Linked DNA regions of Homo sapiens: region 1 is linked to region 2. Evidence: read pairs that join two places in POLR2A ChIA-PET (ENCODE). Cell type or tissue: Caco-2. All regions are shown on one strand. Links, peaks and the distances in the headings refer to the core of each region. The heading gives the core; the rest is flanking DNA. Region 1 overlaps GMEB2 (glucocorticoid modulatory element binding protein 2). Region 2 overlaps RTEL1 (regulator of telomere elongation helicase 1).

Region 1 (2,904 bases), core at 276-2,775, 72 kb after region 2:
GGGACATCTTTTGGTTGCCCTCCTTTCCCTCATTCCTGCTGGCAGAGGTAGTTGATGTGCCACGCCTCTAGATTTACGGATTTGGGGTATAAACTGAGCATCAGTCATCTCCCCACGGCCAGCCTCCGCCTCTCAGTCTGCACCTTGCTGCTCTCTGCGTCTGCGCGCACCCTCCTGCTCCTCGCTTCTGGGTTTACACTTTGGAAGCTCTTCCCTCTGCATTGTTGTGATGACTTCCATGAGGAGCCTATTCACGTGTGTGTTATTTTTATTTTTTTTTGAGTTGGAGTCTCGCTCTTGTTGCCTAGGCTGGAGTGCAGTGGCATGATCTCGGCTCACTACAACCTCTGCCTCCCGGGTTGAAGCAATTTTCCTGCCTCAGCTTCCCAAGTAGCTGGCACTATAGGTGTGTGCCACCACATCCAGCTCATTTTTGTATATTTAGTAGAGACGGGGTTTCACCATGTTGGCCAGGCTGGTCTCAAACTCCTGACCTTAGGTGATCTGCCTGCCTCAGCCTCCCAAAGTGCTGGAATTACAGGCGCGAGCCACTGTACCCGGCCCACATGTGTGTGTCTAATTTGCCATTTTATCAGGAAGTTTGTACAGCCTTTAAAAAATTAAATATAACCATTTTTATTACAAAATATATATGGTAGAAAATTATTTCATAGCTAGAATTATTTAGAAAGAAAAAGAAAATTAGAAAATACTGATAAGCAAAAATTCAAAAAGGCCATATTACTACTACCTAGAGATTCCTACTGTCAACACCTTAGAATAGATCTTTCCAGATGTTCTGTTTATATCGAAACATATGAATTTTTCTTTCCTTAAACCTTTTTATTATTAAACTCACGTACATGTTGAAAAGCACCCCAGGTCCTCATGTTCCGCTGGATGAACCCCCACAAAGGGAGCATGGGGCGTCGCCACACCGTGGAGCCCTGCACGTGCCCCTCGCGTTCCCAGCATGAGACCCCACTGTACACACAGCTTCCATTCTGGTTTGGCTTTAGTTAATGATCTTTGTCTTTCCATGTTGATGAATTTTCATCTCTTCTAATATTCAATTCAAATTTAAATTTCTTCCTATGTTGGCCAGGCCTGGTGGCTCCTGCCTGTAATCTGAGCACTTTGGGAGGCTGAGGTGGGAGGGTTGCTTGAGCCCAGGAGTTGAGACCAGCCCGAGCAACATAGTGAAACCTCGTCTCTACAAAAAATATAAAAATTATTTGGGTGTGGTGGCATGCACCTATGGTCCCAGCTGCATGGGAGGTTGAGGCGGGAGGATTGCTTGAGCCTGAGAGAGGTTGAGGCTGCAGTGAGCCAAGGTCATGCCACTGCACTGCAGCCTGGGTGACAGGGTGAGATCCTGTCTCAAAAAAAAGAAAAAAGGAAAAGTTTCTTTCCCCGCAAAGTGGCTTTTACTGTTGGTTTGTCCAAGTTGGAGACCATCCCATTTAGTCCTCATATTGCCCATTAGCATGTCACTCAGAAAAGTCTCTTTTTCGTGAACTGGCTCAACGAGGAGACTGGGCCAGATGTCCTGCAGGTGCCTTGCTGGGTTTGGAGGATCGCAATTCACTACAGCAGCTGAGTCGTGCCTAGGCTCCAGTCTACAAAGCCAGGGTGTAGGGACCAGCCCCACAGGGTTGGTGGGTTTTCTCCTCGTATGCGGAGATGAGAGAGTGTAGAAATAAAGACACAAGACAAAGATAAAAGAAAAAGACAGCTGGGCCTGGGGGACCACTACCACCAAGACGCGGAGACTGGTAGCGGCCCCGAATGCCAGGTTGCGCTATTTATTGGATACAAGACAAAGCGGCAGGGTAAGGAGTGTGAACCATGTCCAGTGATAGGTAAGGTCATGTGGGTCACGTGCCCACTGGCCAGGGGGCCCTTCCCTTCCTGGCAGCTGAGGCAGAGAGAGAGGAGAGAGAGAGAGAGACCGCTTACGCCATTATTTCTGCTTATCAGAGACTTTCAGTACTTTCACTAATTTGCTGCTGCTATCTAGAAGGCAGAGCCAGGTGCACAGGATGGAACATGAAGGCGGACTAGGAGCGTGACCACTGAAGCACAGCATCACAGGGAGACGGTTAGGCCTCCGGATAACTGCGGGCGGGCCTGACTGATGTCAGGCCCTCCGCAAGAGGTGGAGGAGTAGAGTCTTCTCTAAACTCCCCCGGGGAAAGGGAGACTCTCTTTCCTGGTTTGCTAAGTAGCGGGTGTTTTTCCTTGACACTGAGGCTACCGCTAGACCACGGTCCACTTGGCAACGGGCGTCTTCCCAGATGCTGGCGTTACCGCTAGACCAAGGAGCCCTCTGGTGGCCCTGTCCAGGCATAACAGAAGGCTCGCACTCTTGTCTTCTGGTCAGTTCTCACTATGTCCCCTCAGCTCCTATCTCTGTATGGCCTAGTTTTTCCTAGGTTATGATTTCCTAGTTTTTCCTAGGTTATGCTTAGGCAAGGATTATTATAATATTGGAATAAAGAGTAATTGCTACAAACTAATGATGAATGATATTCATATATAATCATATTTATGATCTATATCTAGTATAACTATTCTTATTTTATGCATTTTATTACACCGGAACAGCTCGTGCCCTCGGTCTCTTGCCTCGGCACCTAGGTGGCTTGCCGCCCATACCAGGGTCCATCTGATGGAGTGGGTGTTGCCCAGTCTGACAAATGCAGGGCGGCCTTCACATCCTAGGGGGTCTCTTTACCCTGCCCTGCTCTGCACTCTTCCCTCCCCCTCCTGTCCAGACCACCCACATGCTAGACTCTCACACCCAAGAGAAGTCTCACGAACATGTCGCAGGAGCATCAAGGACACTGGAGTTACCCATTTGAAATGTGGAGAGTTCAACATTAAGTACATTTTTATTGATAA
Region 2 (2,862 bases), core at 1-2,500:
GGAGACGCACCCGCCAGAACTCCAGGCTCTTCTCCATGACAGGATAGGAAGGGAAGAAGATCAGGAGCCCATAGGGCACCACGCGGGCGATGTTGCCTGGAAGTGCAGGGGCCGGGGTCAAGGCAGGGGCAGGATGTCTGCAGGGTTCCCTACCAGCTCTTGGGAGCAGGGGTCCAGGATCCAGGATGGGCACAGCTGGGGCATTCAGGGCACTCACCCAGAGCCTTCCCCAGGGAGGATAAGCACTCCTCGGAAAACCTAGAGCCGGAGAGGCCACTGCTCAGGACCTCAGGCCTCAGTGCTCCCCCACCTCCCACCCCAGCAGGGCCCAGGGACAGGCCCTCACCGTCTGTCAAACGCGGAGCTCAACTGGGCTCCATCGGGGCCTCTGGGGACGACCCCCACCCAGATCTGGTGCTTGTCGATGATGTGTGGGTTCTCCAGGCAGACTGGGAAAGGGCTGAGCGTGGCCAGAGGGAGCAGACAGTGGGGAAGTGCACCAGCACCCCTTTAGCCCTCGAGGCCCGAGACCCCCAGCACCCGGCTCATGGGGACCCCCACCACTTCCACCCCGCTGATGTCAGAGGTGTCACCGGTGCTCAGGCCCTGGCAGGGGTGGCCCGTACATCTGCATCTCCAGAGCAAAGGAGGACACCGGGGCCAGCGTGCCGCTGGTAAGGATGAGGGAGCGGACGCCCTGGCGGACCAGCTCGTGCATGCTGTGGCCGGGACTGAAGCACCAGTAGCTCAGCACCTTCCCTGTGGGGCGGGGGGCGGCAGAGGGCACAGAGTGTGAGGACGGGACTGGGGGCCTGACCACCTGCCTCTCTGCCCATCACCCTCTCCACCCACTGGCATCAAGCAAGCGAGCCGCGGGCAGCCACCCAGGCCCACTGTGCAGAAGTCAGAACAAAGGAGGCTGCCCTGAGTGTGAGCCTGCCAGCTTGGGGCCCCTCTGGGGGACAGGGGGTCCTGGGAGTAGGAGGCAGACCCCAGGCAGAGGCTGGGGACACCTGCAGAGAGGTCAGCCCACTCCAACCCTAAACTTCTGCAGAAACTGTGACATGCGGCTCAGGGCAAGAAGCCCACCCCGCCAAGAGCACACGGGAAGGAAGCGCCGGCATCCCGACATTCCACGGCCGCGTGCAGAAGACGGGGTGCGAGTTCCCAGCTCTGCCTGGAAGCAGGACACGTGCACAAGCCTCTGAGTGGCGTCAGCAGTGAACAAGGGCGCCAGCTCAAAGGAAGTTCCTAGAAGGGCTTGACCGACTGGCCACGGCGGCCGTGGCCTGGGGAGGAGGCTGAGTCTGGATGCCGGATGCCGGGAATTCAACACGGCACAAGCAGAACGACTCTGACTGCGATTCGGAGTCAGCAGGGACGAGGCACGTTTCCTTCCTGGGGCTGAGTGTGCCCTGCAATGGGGGAACTTCCCCACCCCCTCCTCCAGGAGCTCATTTCCTACAAACGCCCAGTGCAGGGAGTGGCTGCTTCTGAGAAGTCAAGTGACATCAGAGGTCAATGGAACAAACAGATTCCAGGCCCTTGGAATCTGTGCACCGGCTGCCTCAGGCACGCACTGCCTCCCGCAACCCCAACTGCGTGAGGGGCGCCGGCCTCCCCCCGGGATGGACGCTTCCTGCTGGGAGAGGCCTTGCTGCAGGACCATCACCGAGCGGGGGTCAAGCCACGCCACCCTGACGCCCTCCCAGCCCTTCCCTTCCGGCTCGGCCAGGCAGACCCAACCACAGCAACCGCACAAGGGCTGCTTCAGCCAGGGCCACGTCATGCCACCATGGGTCGGACAGCAGCTGAGAAAGAATGTTCCAGAGAGGGACGAACCAAGCCCAGAGGCAAGGCCCCACTGGAGCACAAGGCAGGGGCAGCAGCTCCCGCAGCTGCAGCCGTGAAGCCCCACCCTGGACACCACGCAGTGGGGGTGGGGCCAGATACACCCCAAGAACCACAGGGCTCCGGACACGGAGCCGAGGGCACACTCACAGACCCCATCCACACAGCGTCCCCGGCAGCACCGACTCGAAGACGCCACGGAGCACAGGAAGCCAAGAAGGCACGTGGGGCCTCGGGGCTGAGCGCACCAGGGGCTTCGGACAACAGGGCCAGCCGGGCCCCCTTCAGATGTGACCCTGAGGCTTGGCCCGGCCAGGCGCTGCGTGGAGGCAGCAGGCAGAGCCGTGCCTCACTGTGGAGGCTCTGTGCTGACGGCCTCGGCATAAACGAGCGTGTCCCAGCAGGGAGGCCTGGCTGGGCTGTGGCTCTGCCACCACCAACCAGGTGACTCTGGGCAGGTCACGGTGCCATCAGGCCATCTCCTACGTCTCTCAGTAACTCCAATCTTCAGAGGGACAGTGAGGAGAATGCTCTGGATTGGCCTGGATATGGAGAAGGTGGCCAGGCCCATGGGGGCAGGAGATCCACGGCTGGGCATGTGCCTAGCCTGTGGCATGGTGGTGCCGGGCACTGCACCCGGGCGGGCGGGGAGCGTGTGGGCCCAGGTCTGTACCTCGCTTTCTGGCTGCAGTGGTGCTCCAGGCATCAGACCGCTGAGCCGTCCTCCGGTGACCAGCATCAGGATGGATGTGCACCTGGAGGGGACAGGACCAGGAGTGTGGAGGCCCCGCCCATGTCCTGGGGGCAGCCCCTTACCTTTTAGGACCAGAAGACCCCCAGCCCCACCTGCCTCCTGGAGGTGGCCCCCACCTTATAGGACTGTAAGGCCCCCAGCCCTGCCGGGGAACAAGGGCTGCCCTCCACCTGCCTCCTGGAGGTGGCCCCTACCTTATAGGACTGTAAGGCCCCCAGCCCTGCTGGGGAACCAGGGCTGCCCTCGGAGGGGTCCAC

What was found. Peaks named below come from ENCODE experiments on the same cell type or tissue, not always from the same donor. Only the 100,000 strongest peaks of a DNase experiment are listed, where the experiment ranks them.
Region 1: POLR2A ChIA-PET joins it to region 2 with 11 read pairs; 12 of 35 experiments call an interaction of 5 or more read pairs at or near these places.

Annotation. Positions count from the first base shown.
Region 1 is chr20:63,613,821-63,616,724 of GRCh38, reverse strand. All of the region lies in intron 2 of GMEB2 (glucocorticoid modulatory element binding protein 2), which reads left to right. Among named protein-coding and RNA genes, the nearest start is that of GMEB2, 12 kb to the left of the region's middle. RefSeq lists an enhancer at 2,597-2,766. In Caco-2, for the core only: a CTCF peak has its summit at 2,310 (motif pointing left); no DNase peak of the experiment used is centred there.
Region 2 is chr20:63,685,535-63,688,396 of GRCh38, reverse strand. RTEL1 (regulator of telomere elongation helicase 1) reads right to left here. Exons shown (of 35, transcript NM_001283009.2): 15 at 2,800-2,862; 16 at 2,525-2,606; 17 at 627-759; 18 at 347-460; 19 at 218-258; 20 at 11-96. RTEL1-TNFRSF6B (RTEL1-TNFRSF6B readthrough (NMD candidate)) reads right to left here. Exons shown (of 38, transcript NR_037882.1): 15 at 2,800-2,862; 16 at 2,525-2,606; 17 at 627-759; 18 at 347-460; 19 at 218-258; 20 at 11-96. Among named protein-coding and RNA genes, the nearest start is that of TNFRSF6B, 9.7 kb to the left of the region's middle. In Caco-2, for the core only: no CTCF peak of the experiment used is centred there; a DNase peak (open chromatin) is centred at 1,486.